2 separate regions of the Homo sapiens genome follow, and region 1 is linked to region 2. The links are chromatin contacts, found by Hi-C or POLR2A ChIA-PET in ENCODE. All regions are on one chromosome and are shown on one strand. Each heading gives the region's core, a stretch centred on a gene start or an enhancer-like site at or near the end of the contact. The rest is flanking DNA. Distances are from core to core; before and after follow the strand shown.

What was found. A loop is a pair of places that touch in the nucleus more often than their neighbours do. ChIA-PET counts read pairs that join two places held with the same protein, here RNA polymerase II (POLR2A). Pooled maps may share reads with other maps.
Region 1: a loop to region 2 is called in a pooled map, with 3 times the contacts of the local background. The contact joins the promoter of RCCD1 here to the enhancer-like site in region 2. A Hi-C loop is called at or near these places in 2 of 50 pooled maps. POLR2A ChIA-PET finds 5 or more read pairs at or near these places in 3 of 52 experiments (A673, HepG2 and WTC11).

What each region holds. Positions count from the first base shown.
Region 1 is chr15:90,953,295-90,959,362 of GRCh38, reverse strand. It overlaps RCCD1 (RCC1 domain containing 1), which reads right to left and starts at 4,479. Exons shown (of 8, transcript NM_001017919.2): 1 at 4,415-4,479; 2 at 2,463-2,751; 3 at 1,860-2,250; 4 at 1,638-1,759. The coding sequence starts at 2,628. UNC45A (unc-45 myosin chaperone A) reads right to left here. Exons shown (of 20, transcript NM_018671.5): 19 at 6,053-6,068; 20 at 5,270-5,904. The coding sequence ends at 5,647. RCCD1-AS1 (RCCD1 and UNC45A antisense RNA 1) reads left to right here and starts at 4,870. Exons shown (of 2, transcript NR_170325.1): 1 at 4,870-5,028. RefSeq lists silencers at 2,353-2,402, 2,523-2,752, 3,983-4,112 and enhancers at 4,333-4,442, 4,243-4,797, 5,622-6,068.
Region 2 is chr15:90,317,855-90,324,018 of GRCh38, reverse strand. No RefSeq gene overlaps it. Among named protein-coding and RNA genes, the nearest start is that of ZNF774, 31 kb to the left of the region's middle. RefSeq lists an enhancer at 3,856-3,965. Within about 2 kb of position 3,883, at least 6 of the 41 ENCODE cell types and tissues checked have a DNase peak (open chromatin) inside an H3K27ac peak, as active enhancers do.

The DNA of each region.
Region 1 (6,068 bases), core at 3,230-5,729, 630 kb before region 2:
CCACAACACTGGAGCTTTTTGGTTGGAACAGCTGCCTAATTCTAAAAATTTCTAACAATAGCTGCTTTATGAAGTGCTTAATCCATGCTGATGTTTCACATGCTTTTCAAATATAATCACTTAATTCTCACAATAGCCCTACAGGTGGTTTTATGACAATATCACCATTTACGCAGGATCCCTATTTTATTCACAACTGAGGCACAGAGGGGGTTAAGTACCAGGCCCGAGGTCCCAGGGCCCGAGCAATGATCTGAAACTAGGAAGTCTGGTGGGATGTGTCCGTGCTTCAGCCTCTACACTAAACTTAAGGCCTCAAACTCCTTCTGGACCTTGAGTGCAGGGCGTCCCACTGGGCTGTTTCCAGCCCTCTGGTCTCTCCAGCCCAAGGTTGGGGTTTTTTTTTTTTGTTTTTTTTTTTTTTTTAGACAGACAGAGTCTCACTCTGTCACTCAGACTGGAGTGCAGTGGTGTGATCTTGGCTCACTGCAACCTCCACTCACGCGTGGCTCAAGTGATCCTCCAGCCTCAGCCTCCCGAGTAGCTGGGACCACAGGCACGAGCCGCCACGCCCAGCTCATTTTTATATTTTTTGTACAAAGACGAGGTTTTGCCACGTTGGCGAGGCTCAGCCCAGGGTTTCCTGAGCTTGGCAACCAGCCCAGGCCCATTCCATGAGAATATGGTGTGGAGGAAGGCACTGGTAGCTTTTCTTTTTTTTTTTTTTTTTTTTTTGAGACTGAGTCTCGCTCTGTCGCCCAGGCTGGAGTGCAGTGGCACGATCTCGGCTCACTGCAACCTCTGCTTCTCAGGTTCAAACGATTCTCCTGCCTCAGCCTCCCGAGTAGCCAGGACTACAGGCGCACACCACTGCACCCAGCTAATTTTTGTATTTTTTTTTAGAGACGGGGTTTCACCATGTTGGTCAGGCTGATCTCGAACTCCTGACCTCGTGATCCACTCACCTCGGCCTCCCAAAGTGCTGGGATTACAGGCATGAGCCACTACGCCCGGCCCCCTGGCATTGGTAATTTTTTAAGCTTCCAGGTGATCTACGTAGCAGCCAGAATGAGAGCCCCAGACACAGACAAAGATCATCTGTTCCCAGCCTCACCCTCTCTGCATGGGCTCTAACAGCCTAGGAAGGAGCTACACCTGGATCACCAAGTGAAACTCCTCACTCTGGCCAGCTGTGGCACCACCACAGGGACACACTCATCACCATCCTGGTGCCTGGTGGGCACCCCAGTGTCCACCCTGTGCCACACATCATGGCCCCCTAGGCAACTGCAGCGTTTCTGCGTTTTCCTTGGCTCAGCTGCCCCCTCACACTCCATACTCCCTCGGCAGCACTGTTAAGAGACAGTCCTGGCTGGGAGCAGGTGGGGAGAGGAGGGGAGGGGCAGTGAGACCAGTAACAGAGAAGCTAGGAACAAATGCCAGAGTCCAGGCGTGAGTGGGCCATGGTGCAGGCAGAGGAGGCCGAGGGTGAGAGGCATTTAGGAGTCATAACTGACTGGGCGATGGATGGATGAATTTGGAAGGAGGCCTGGGTAGGCCCCCACCCAAACTGGAAAACGAGGAGGAAGGTTTGCACAAGATCATGAGCTCGTCTGGAGAAGCACTAAGTCACTCACCACTCACACACACAGAATGCCAGCCCCCCGCGGCCACCTCAGCCATGACTAGGCCCTGCAACGCCTCCAACAGCCGTGGCTCCAGCTCTGCCTCCAGGGTCCCATGGCCCAGCTGTCCATGCCTGAGCAAGGGAGACCGTCGTCAGCTACAGTCGCATTAAGGGGTCCCGCTCCGCTTGCTTCTCCAATCAGCAGCCCTCACCTGCCCCCGCCTCCGCTCACCTGCCCCCGCCCCAGGAGAACACCTGGCCAGCAGCGTCCAGCAGCAACGCGTGCTCGGCGCCCAGCTCCAGCTGGCGTGCCCGCAGCTCCGGAGCCAGAGGCCGGTAGAAGGGCGCCCGCGGGCTCACGTAGGCACGGGCGCAGGGCAGCAGGGGTAGCCTCCCAGCCTGGGCCTCACCGGCCGGATCGTCTTCCCCTTCGGCCTCGGGCACCACATTCTGGGCCCACAATGGCTCCCCACGCAGCGCCGATTCGGCCGCCCAGACCTGCAGTAACGCCTCCGGCCCCGGCCCGGCGCGCAGCACCGCGAGGAGCCCCTCCGAGGCCCACGCGTCCTTGCAGCGGCCCGCCGCGCCGCTGGCTGAGCCCGACAGCTCCAAGCGGCCTCCACCTGCGGGGCGGATTGGAGCAGGGTGGCCAGAATGGAGGCGGCGGGGATGGGGGGAGCGGGGTGTTCCTGGGAAGGGGTCGAATTGGGGACCAACCCAGAATGTGGGGCTGGCGGCCTGAACGGGGGAGACAAACTGGACTGGCCACAGCGGTGCGGGGAGGCGACTGGGGAGCGCGGCTGGAATAAGTGGGGACGGGGCGGGGAGTGCTCACGGGTCACGAAAGCGGTGTAGCTCCAGCTCGCGCTCACGCGGCAGATGTCGACGCCCGCCCGCAGCGGACTGGGGCTGTGCACCTGGCGCCCGCGTCCGGAGCCCAGCTCCTGCCCGAAGCCGCAGAAACCGAAGCCGAACCAGGCCCCCGGCCGCTCCTCCGCCATGCCCGAGCAGCGCCCTCTGCCGGCCGCCGCCTGGCTGCGGCGGGCCCGGGGGGATTCTTGCGAAGAGCCCGCTAGTGGGACACTGGCAAGTCTCTGGCCTTCCAGGGGCTGGAGCTGCCTTATCTGTAAAATGGAGAAACTATCATTCTCCCGACCACAAAGGCAGAGTCCGTGCCACGAAGGTTCGCTGAGCAGGCGCCCTGACTAATGCCCTACCGGATTTACAAAGATGCTCAAATATTTAGAGGCACTTTCCCTGTCCTCCCTTTTGGCTCAAGCTCAGCGTGCCACAAAGTGGGTACGAAGTGGCCTGTCCTTTAGGCATTGGACTAGGATCCGAGCGCCCCCGACACCCCCACCCCGTCCCGCAGCTTCCCAGCATCTGGCACTTTATCCCATGTAATCTTGGGAACCAAAATGGTCGTTTTACAGAGGAGATTCTGAGACAAAGTAACCCTTACACACTCATACAGCCAGACAGAGAGGGGCAGAGCGCTGAAATCAGGTCCCACCAACTCCACACACAGTGCTCTGCCCCTCTCCCCACAGCGGAACGCAGAAGAGCGTTTGGGAGGCAGTGCCTCTGCAACTCAGCGGGGCCTTGGGACCGCAGCCAATCCACCTGAGTCCAACTGCGTTTCTTCAGTTTACAAAGGGAGGTGGGGGCGGTGCTGTTTGAACCTTCCTCACAGAATTGTAATAAATGCAAATAAAGGGTTTGGTGCGAGTACATGCCATGATAAACACACAGTATTAGCTTACTGAATCCAGTATTTAGTGTTGACAAAAAAATTATCCCTGGACATCTTACTGGTTTTGAGAAACTTATACAGACAGAATTTCAACTGTACCTTATCTAGCCATTTATTCGTCCAGCGAGCATTTACTGAGCGCTCCTCCTCTGCCAGTGAGGACAGCTGTCTGCTCCCAAGGAGCTAACCGTTAAATGGGGAGACAAACAGTCTGGTGGTTACAACAGCAACGCCAACTTCAAGCAGATTCGGCTGGAGCGGGTTTGTTTTTTTTTTTTTTTAATATAATAGAGACAGGGGTCTCGCTATGCTGCCCAGGCTGGTCTCAAATTCCTGGGCTCGAGTGATCCGCCCGCCTCGGCCTCCCAAAGCGTTGGGATTACAGGCGTGAGCCGCTGCACCCGGGCTGAAGCAGAATTGCATGGGCATTTTCAGGCCTCTTAAGTCAGATCCTGGGTCTCTCCTGAGACCCCAGTTCCTGGGCTCCTAACCCCTTCCGTGTCCTCTCCCAACCCAAGGGGGCCTCTGACCTTGATCTTGACCCTATGCCCTCTACCCTCTCGGGCAGGTCCTTCTGGTGGGCAGCCTTGGAGGAAACGCCGAGGCGCAGAGCGGCCGCCTCCGGAAAGGCCTCCCGCCCAGCGGGCGCCGACAGCCACGGGGAGAAAAGGTTTGAAGGGCGCGCGGCGCGAGGCGGCCAATCACCAGCAAGGGCGGTGACGTCGCCGCCCGGGGCGCGGCGGCCGCAGCCCTGTTCAACTCCCCTTGAGGGCCTCTCCGGTCCCGAGGCCTACGCCGGGGCCCTGCGGCCCGGTCTGTGAAATGGGCTGAAACCTCCGAGGGGCGTTGGACCAAGGCCCTGGAGGAAACCGGGGGCGTTGGACCAAGGCAGAGGTTGGGCCAGGTGGTCCCGCCCCTGCAGGAACCCGTGGGGCTGGAGCTCGGATTAGAACCACAGAGAGGACATTCATTAAGACTTGAGCTAAAGGTTTGGCGAGGAGTGACGCCCAAGACGGGCGGACCCCGCCACCCACCTCAGTCCCGGGACCGCGGCAGCTCAAAACCCGACACGCGCCGGACTCATGCCCCAACAGGAAGCAGCTTTTACCTTCCACGGATTGGCTCAGGACCCGTCACGTGCCTCTGTCGAGCCAACGAGCCTCACGCTGGGCTTAGCCCTCCTCGAACGTGCTGGGGTGGTGGGCGGGGCCCAAGCCGCCCTTCAACCAGGCTCAGCTGGCCACCAACCCCAACCCCCGCCCCAGCGCCCTCAGCGGAGGCCACAGAGGACTCCCAATATAAAGACAAACGTACTGAAGGCCCAGCATATGGGAGTCTCTACCCTAAACGACTTATTTCTTGGGATAGTTTAATATTTTTTGAGATAGGGTCTCGCTGTGTCGCCCAGGCGACACTTTGGGAGGCTGCGCTCTGGGCTCACTGCAACCTTCGCCTACCGAGTAGCTGGGATTACAGGTGCATGCCGCCACACTCTGCTCTTTTTTTTTTTTTTTTTTTTTTTTTGGTATTTTTATAGAGAAAGAGTTTTGCTTGTTGCCCAGGCTGGTCTCGAACCCCTGACTTCAAGTGATCCACCTGCCTCAGCCTCCCAAAGCGCTGGGATTACAAGCTTGAGGCACCGCACCTGGTGAGTTTCTTATTGATTAGCTTCCTAGGCTTACCCTTTGTCCCTCCAGTAGGATTAAGAAGCAACTCAGTGGGCCCTGGTTGGGGAATCCATTGGATTCCTTCCATGGAGGTGGGTCTGCCACTGTGAAGCTCCGTTGCACACTCACCCACGCCCAGCTCACACCCATACTCACCCACACTCACCCACTCAGAGACTCCCACTCACAGCAGCCCTCCCTGCCCAAGGACAGGGCACACAGTGGAGTTCTACACACTTTTATTGGAGGGGCAGGCCTGATAGCAGGCTCACAGCTGGTGAGGCTGCTGATGTGTGCGCCCTTCCAGATGCCCCAGGATCCACAGGCTGTGTTGGGATGCACCTTCCCCATTCCCAGCTGACTACAGTAGTACAGAAAAAGGGCCCCTCTGAGTGAGGCTGCAGGCAGTGCTGGCCAAGCAGGGCTGTGTGACTGAACGTGGCCGCTGACTCAGAACAGAGGACATCCTAGGGCAGCAAGCGAGGATGGGCAAGAGTATTGGGCATGCCAGCCACCACCAGCCAAAGCTGCTTCCGTCCTTACTCTCCGTGCCACAATAGGTAGCGTGTGCATGAGCCTTGGGCCCAGGGACAACCCCCTCACTCTCCATCTTGGTTGGGTTGGATAAGCCCATATTCCACTGCTTTGTCCAGGCAGGCTGCAGCAGCCCTTGTGACAGGGCTGTGGTCACCCTTAGCTAGCACTGACAAGATCTCCATCATCTCACTCTCCATCAGGGTGCTGGCAATCTCCCTCGAGGCCTCCACCATGTTCAGCACCACCACAGCACCCCGGTGCTGCAGCTCCTGGTTGGAGCTCAGAAGCAGGGCCTGCAGGATCTCCAGCCAGTGTGTGGTCTGTGAGAAAAACAGGGTAGATATGACCCCTGGGCAACAGGCTCAACCTTGGCAAGGGACACACCCACACACCCTAGGACTGCCCCCTTCAGCTGCTGCTGGGAGTTCCTGGTCCGTCCCTCCTCCCCCACTGAGAAGAGGCACTGACCACTTGGGGAATGCGG
Region 2 (6,164 bases), core at 2,634-5,133:
AAGAAACCTCTTTTCTACAAATAAATAAATAAAAAATTAGCCAGGTGTTGTGGTGCCCATCTGTAGTCCCAGCTACTCAGAAGGCTGAGGTGGGAGGATCGCTTGAGCCCAGGAGGTCAAGGCTGCACTGGGCTGTGATCATGCCACTGCACTCCAGCCTGGGAAACAAAGCAGGACCCTTTCTTAAAAAAAAAAAAAAAGGATTTGCATTAGTCAGATAAAAATTATTATTTTTTTCATAACTTTTTATTTTAGAAATGAGTGGAAAAAGTGCTCGCCCTTCAGGAACTCCCCAGTAGCTCACTGCCTCCAGTAGTTTTAGGGTCTTGAGAAGGGGCTAAAGTGAGGTGGAGAAAACCACAAATAGACTATAGTGCATGGACCCTACGTTGTTTTATCGGAAATTTGGAAATGTACATGAATATATTTCTTTCTTGTTTTTTTGAGACAGAGTCTCACCCTGTTGCCCAGGCTAGAGTGCAATGGCACGATCTCGGCTCACTGCACCCTCTGCCCCCCGGGTTCAAACGATTCTCCTGCCTCAGCCTCCCGAGTAGCTGGGATTACAGGCGCCCACCACCACACCCAACTAATTTTTGTATTTTTAGTAGGGAAGGGGTTTCACCATGTTGGCCAGGCTGGTCTCGAACTCCTGACCTCGTGATCTGCCTGCCTTGCCCTCTCGAAGTGCTGGGATTACAAAAGTGAGCCACTGCGCCCCGCCCATTCCTTTACTTTCTTAATAAACTTGGTTTCACTTTATGGACTCACCCTGAATTCTTTCTTGAGCGAGATCCAAGAACCCTCTCTTGGGGTCTGGACTGGGACCCCTTTCCGGTAACACTCAACTTGAGGGTTGGTAAGAATTTACTGACAACAGTACAGGTTTTATTACCATAGAAAGAAGGAACGTTGCAGAAAAGTGCAGTGGGGCACGTCAGCAAGAGCACTGAGCCACTGCGGTGGTCTTTTCCTTAGGGATATTTATGGACCTAAAGCAGGAGATGAAGGGTAACTTGCACGATAAATGATTACATTTTTAGACATTTTGTTGCCTTGATGTTAGCAAGGGTTGAACAATGAGTTTCGGCATGCATGCATTCTGGGGATGTACAGAAATCCTAGTTACTCACACATTTTAAGTTGAAAAGAGGCCTGGAACCAAGTGTCTTTAGATAATAGGAAAGTCTAATTACTTCTAAATTCCTCAGATAAGGAGTTTTTGTCTCTGGAGCCTGCTGGATGGTCACCAGGGGATTTTGCTTGCTTTATTTATTTACTGACAGTGTCTTGCTCTGTTGCCAAGGCTGGAGTGCAGTGGCATGATCATAGCTCACTGCAGCCTCTACCTCCTGGGCTCAAGCAATCCTGCCGCCCCAGCCTCCCAAGTGGCTGAGACTACAGGTGCAGAACACCAAGCCTAGCTACTTTTTAAATGTTTTTGTAGAGACAGGGTCCCCGTATGTTGCTCAGGTCGGTGTCGAACTCCTGGGCTCAAGTTATCCACTCACTTCAGCCTCCCAAAATCCTCTACTTGCTTCTTTTTTTTTTTTTTTTTGAGATGGAGTCTCACTTTGTCGCCCAGGCTGGAGTGCAGTGGCACAATCTTGGTTCACTGCAACCTCTGCCTCCCGGGTTCAGGCGATTCTCCTGCCTCAGCCTCCCAAGGAGTTGGGACTACAGGTGCGTGCCACCATGCCCGGCTAATTTTTGTATTTTTACTAGAAATGGGGTTTTGCCATGTTAACAGGCCAGGCTGGTCTTGAACTCCTGATCTCAGGTGATCCACCCGCCTCAGCCTCCCAAAGTGCTGGGATTACAGGCGTGAGCCACTAAGCCCAGCAGTCCTTTACTTTCTTATTAAATGTGCTTTCTCTTCATTCTGTTGGCTTGCTCTTGAATTCCTTCTTGTGCAAAGCCAAGAACCCACGTGGCCTCCCAGGTTGACTGAATCCCAAAATTGGGGGTTCAGCCTGTGACAAAAATATTCATAAAACTATAAATTAAGCAATATATTTATTGAGAAAACACTTATAACAATATAGCAGACAATAGATTGGTATCTTCAATAAATAAAGGGGTCATACAAATGGATTTTAAAATTAAGATCCCAATAAATAAATGAGTAAAAGGGCCAGACATGATGGCTCATGCCTGTAATCCCAGTACTTTGGGAAGCCAAGACAGGAGGACCCCTTGAGCCCAGAAGTTGGAGGCTGCAGTGAGCTATGATTTTGCCACTATGTTCCAGCCTGGGAGCAGAGCAAGACTCCGTCTCTAAGTAAATAAATAAGTAAAAACTGCTAACAATTTATAAAAAACAGAAATACAAATTTTAAAATGTTAATTTATACTAGTAATTAATTGATTTTTTTTTTAAGATGATAATTTTGTTCTTGTTGCCCAGCGTGGAGTGCAATCGCGGGATCTCAGCTCACTGCAGCCTCCACCTCCCAGGTTCAAGTGATTCTCCTGCCTCAGCCTCCCGAGTAGCTGGGATTATAGGCACATGCCATCACGCCCGGCTAATTTTTTTTAATTTTTAGTAGAGACGGGGTTTCACCATGTTGGCCAGGCTGGTCTCGAACTCCAGACCTCAGGTGATCCTCCTACCTTGGCCTCCCCAAGGTGCTGGAATTACAGGCGTGACCCACCACGTCCAGCCTAATTGCAAATTAAAACATCTTTTTTACCAGTGCACTGATAAGAGAGATTTATAAAATTGTTTTCATTACTTTTGATTAGGGTGCAATTAGGTGTGCATTCCTTATGGTACTTGGTGTTGATAGTACACAATGATGCAAGCTTTCTAGGAAGTTTTTTGCAGCATGAATAAAAAGACTTGCAAATGTTTTTGACTCAGTAATTTCAATACTAGGTCTCTTATAAGGAAATAATCAGAAATATATATAAAAATATATAAGAATAGTCAATACAGCAAAAAACAAAATGATCAGTGTCTAAAAATAAGAAAATTATTACAAAATTACAATAGAACCCTATCATGAAAAAAGATCATTCAACCACTGCAAATAATGCTTATGAAGAATTTACAACGACATGGGAAAATACTCAACATACATTGCAGTACATGAAAAATCAGGACATGGACCTATATGTTTTATGTTTGCAACCATATAAAAATATGTGTACAATATATTCATATGTAGCAGATACTCTGCTGAAGATGTAACTTGTGAGTTTTATTTTCACTGCTTTTCCAAAGAATGCCAGAAAGTCTGCCCCCGGGTAGCTGACTCCCCACGGAGCTCCCCTTCCTCTAGGGAAAGTAAAAGGAATTTAGCTGTTTTAAGGGCTGGTCCTCCAACTGGAGACAATCAGGCTCTATTGTCAGAGAAGGTAGGGAACCCTTGACCTACCTTTATGTATGAAAGGCACACCAAGGATGCCTAAAAACCAATTGGAAGTCGCTCTTCGGGGAAGTTTGTAGCTCTATGGTCCGGGAAGGAATTAGAACAAGCCCATTTGGGAATGATAGTAGAGGAGTTAAAATTTTAAAAAGTAAAAATAGAACAAGCCCAGTCTGGTTTAAGGGTTGAAAACACCTGGGCAAGAAAGAAAAAGTTGTTATTGTCTGGAATGGGTGTTCCTCTGAGCCAGTCCTGACATAGTGCTGGGGCTGGCGGCGGGCTTGCGGGGCGAGGCTTTGCGGGGGCCTGAAAGGGCTGGGTACTATGAAGCCCTGGGAACTGGTAAGGACTCTGGATTAGCTAGTGCGGGGACAGAGGAAATTCTTCCTCTCTGGCCAGCAGTTACCGCCTTGGTGGGAACGCGCAGGAGCAGCGAAGAGTGACACCTTGTGGTGGTTAAGAGCAAGGGCAGAAACAGCCACAGACCACCGCTAGGGACTCCTGGGCTCCGCTCCAAAGGGTATGAATGTCCACAGGACTCCTTTGTGCATGACATATGCCTCAGGTTCCTGGGCAATCCCAGAGAAGGAGTAGCTCTAAGAAGGAGGTAATTGGCTAAGTCAGTAGTTAAAGGATAGAGCTAGTTTTTAGAAAAAGTTTTAAATGCATCTTGATTGTTATGGTACAGCTGGCCACTGCTGGGGCTCAGAAAACAATAGCCTAAAATGAGAACCTCAGCAGCAGCTTCGTAAGCAAACGTTTTCCTCTGACTTTCTCTTCCATGCCTTTCTCTCAGTACCATTCTCCCCTGCGGTTACCCATAGAAATCAGAGTCCCTTTTCCCTATAGTCAGCCATAAAACTTAAAAATGCTACTCTAGGCCGGGTGTAGTGGCTCACACCTGTAATCCCAACACTTTCGGGAAGCCGAGGTGGGCAGATGACATGAGGTCAGGAGTTCGAGACCAGCCTGGCCAACGTGGTAAAACCCCATCTCTACTAAAAATACAAAAATTAGCTGAGTGTGGTGGCGTGTGCCTGTAGTCCCAGCTACTTGGGAAGCTGAGGAAGGAGAATCGCTTGAACCCAGGAGACAGAGGTTGCAGTCAGCCGAGATCGCGCCACCGCACTCCAGCCTGGGTGACGGAGTGAGACTCCATCTCAAAAAAACAAAACAAAAAAATGACTCTAATTTCCCCTCCACCTTTCTGTGTCAAACTGCCCATAAAGAAACTAACTGGGCCGGCTACAGTGGCTCAGGCCTATAATACCAGCACTTTGGGAGGCTGAGGCGGGCAGATGACACAAGGTCAGGAGTTTGAGACCAGCCTGGCCAACGTGGTAAAACCCCATCTCTACTAAAAATACAAAAATTAGCCAGCCATGGTGGCGTGTGCCTATAGTCCCAGCTACTCGGGAGGCTGAGGTGGGAGAATGGCTTGAATCTAGGAGGTGGAGGTTGCAATGAGCCGAGACCATGCCACTGCACACTAGCCTGGGTGACAGAGCGAGACTCTGTCTCAAATAAAAACAAAACAAAAAAATTATCTAGGTGGGTGCAGTGGCTCATGCTTGTAATCCCAGCACTTTGGGAGGCAGAGGCAAAGGTTTAATTGAGCTCAGGAGTTCAAGACCAGCCTGGGCAATATAGGGAGACCCCCTGTCTTTACAAAAATAGAAATTAAAAAATTTGCCTGGTGTGGCGGTGCACCCCTGTGGTTCCAGCTACTTGGGAGGCTGAGGTGGGAGGATTACTTTAGCCCAGAAGGCTGAGGCTGCAGTATGCCGTGATCACGACACTGTACTCCAGCCTGGTGACAGAGCAAGACCCAGTCTCAAGAAAAAAAAATTATCTGACTTAACTTGTTTGACTGTAGATCATAAGACCTCCATTCCCGGCAGGTCCCTGCCCCTCACCCAGAAGGAAGGAATGCTGCAGAGAAAGTCCAAGAATCTGGAGAGACAGGCTGGGCTGGGTTTCCCCACTCAGTCTATTAGCAGTAGACCATATTCTTTCTGTCCATATATATATATATTTTATTTTATTTTATTTATTTTTTTATTTTTATTTTTTTTTGAGATGGAGTCTTGCTCTGATGCCCATGCTGGAGTGCAGTGGCACAATCTCAGCTCACTGCAACCTCTGCCTTCCAGGTTCAAGCGATTCTCCTGCCTCAGTCTCCCTAATAGCTGGGATTACAGGCACATGCCACCACACCCAGCTAATTTTTGTATTTTTAGTAGAGATGGAGTTTCGCCATGGATAGAGGTATTTTAACTGGGGTGAGATATATCTCATTGTAGTTTTGCTATGCATTTCCATTATGAGTAATGAGATGGAGGATATTTTCATAACTGTTGGCCATTTGTACGTCTTTTTTTTTTTTTTTTTTTGTCTGAGATGGGGTCTTGCTCTGTCACCCAGGCTGGAGTGCAATGGCATGATCTCAGCTCACTGCAACCTTCGCCTCCCGGGTTCAAGTGATTCTCCTGCCTCAGCATCCCAAGTAGCTGGGATTACGGGTGCCCACTACCATGCCCAGCTAATTTTTTTGTGTTTTTAGTAGAGACAGGGTTTCACCATGTTGGCCAGGCTGGTCTTGAACTCCTGACCTCAGGTGATCCGCCCCCCTCAGCCTCCCAAAGCATTGGGATTACAAGCGTGAGCCACCGCGCCTGGCCCAATCATATTTTTACATGGCTCTCCATACTTTGTTAAACCTAAGCATAAAAATGGACAATTCCACCTGTATCTTTGAATCTTCATTAATTGTATACTTGTTAAATAAATCTG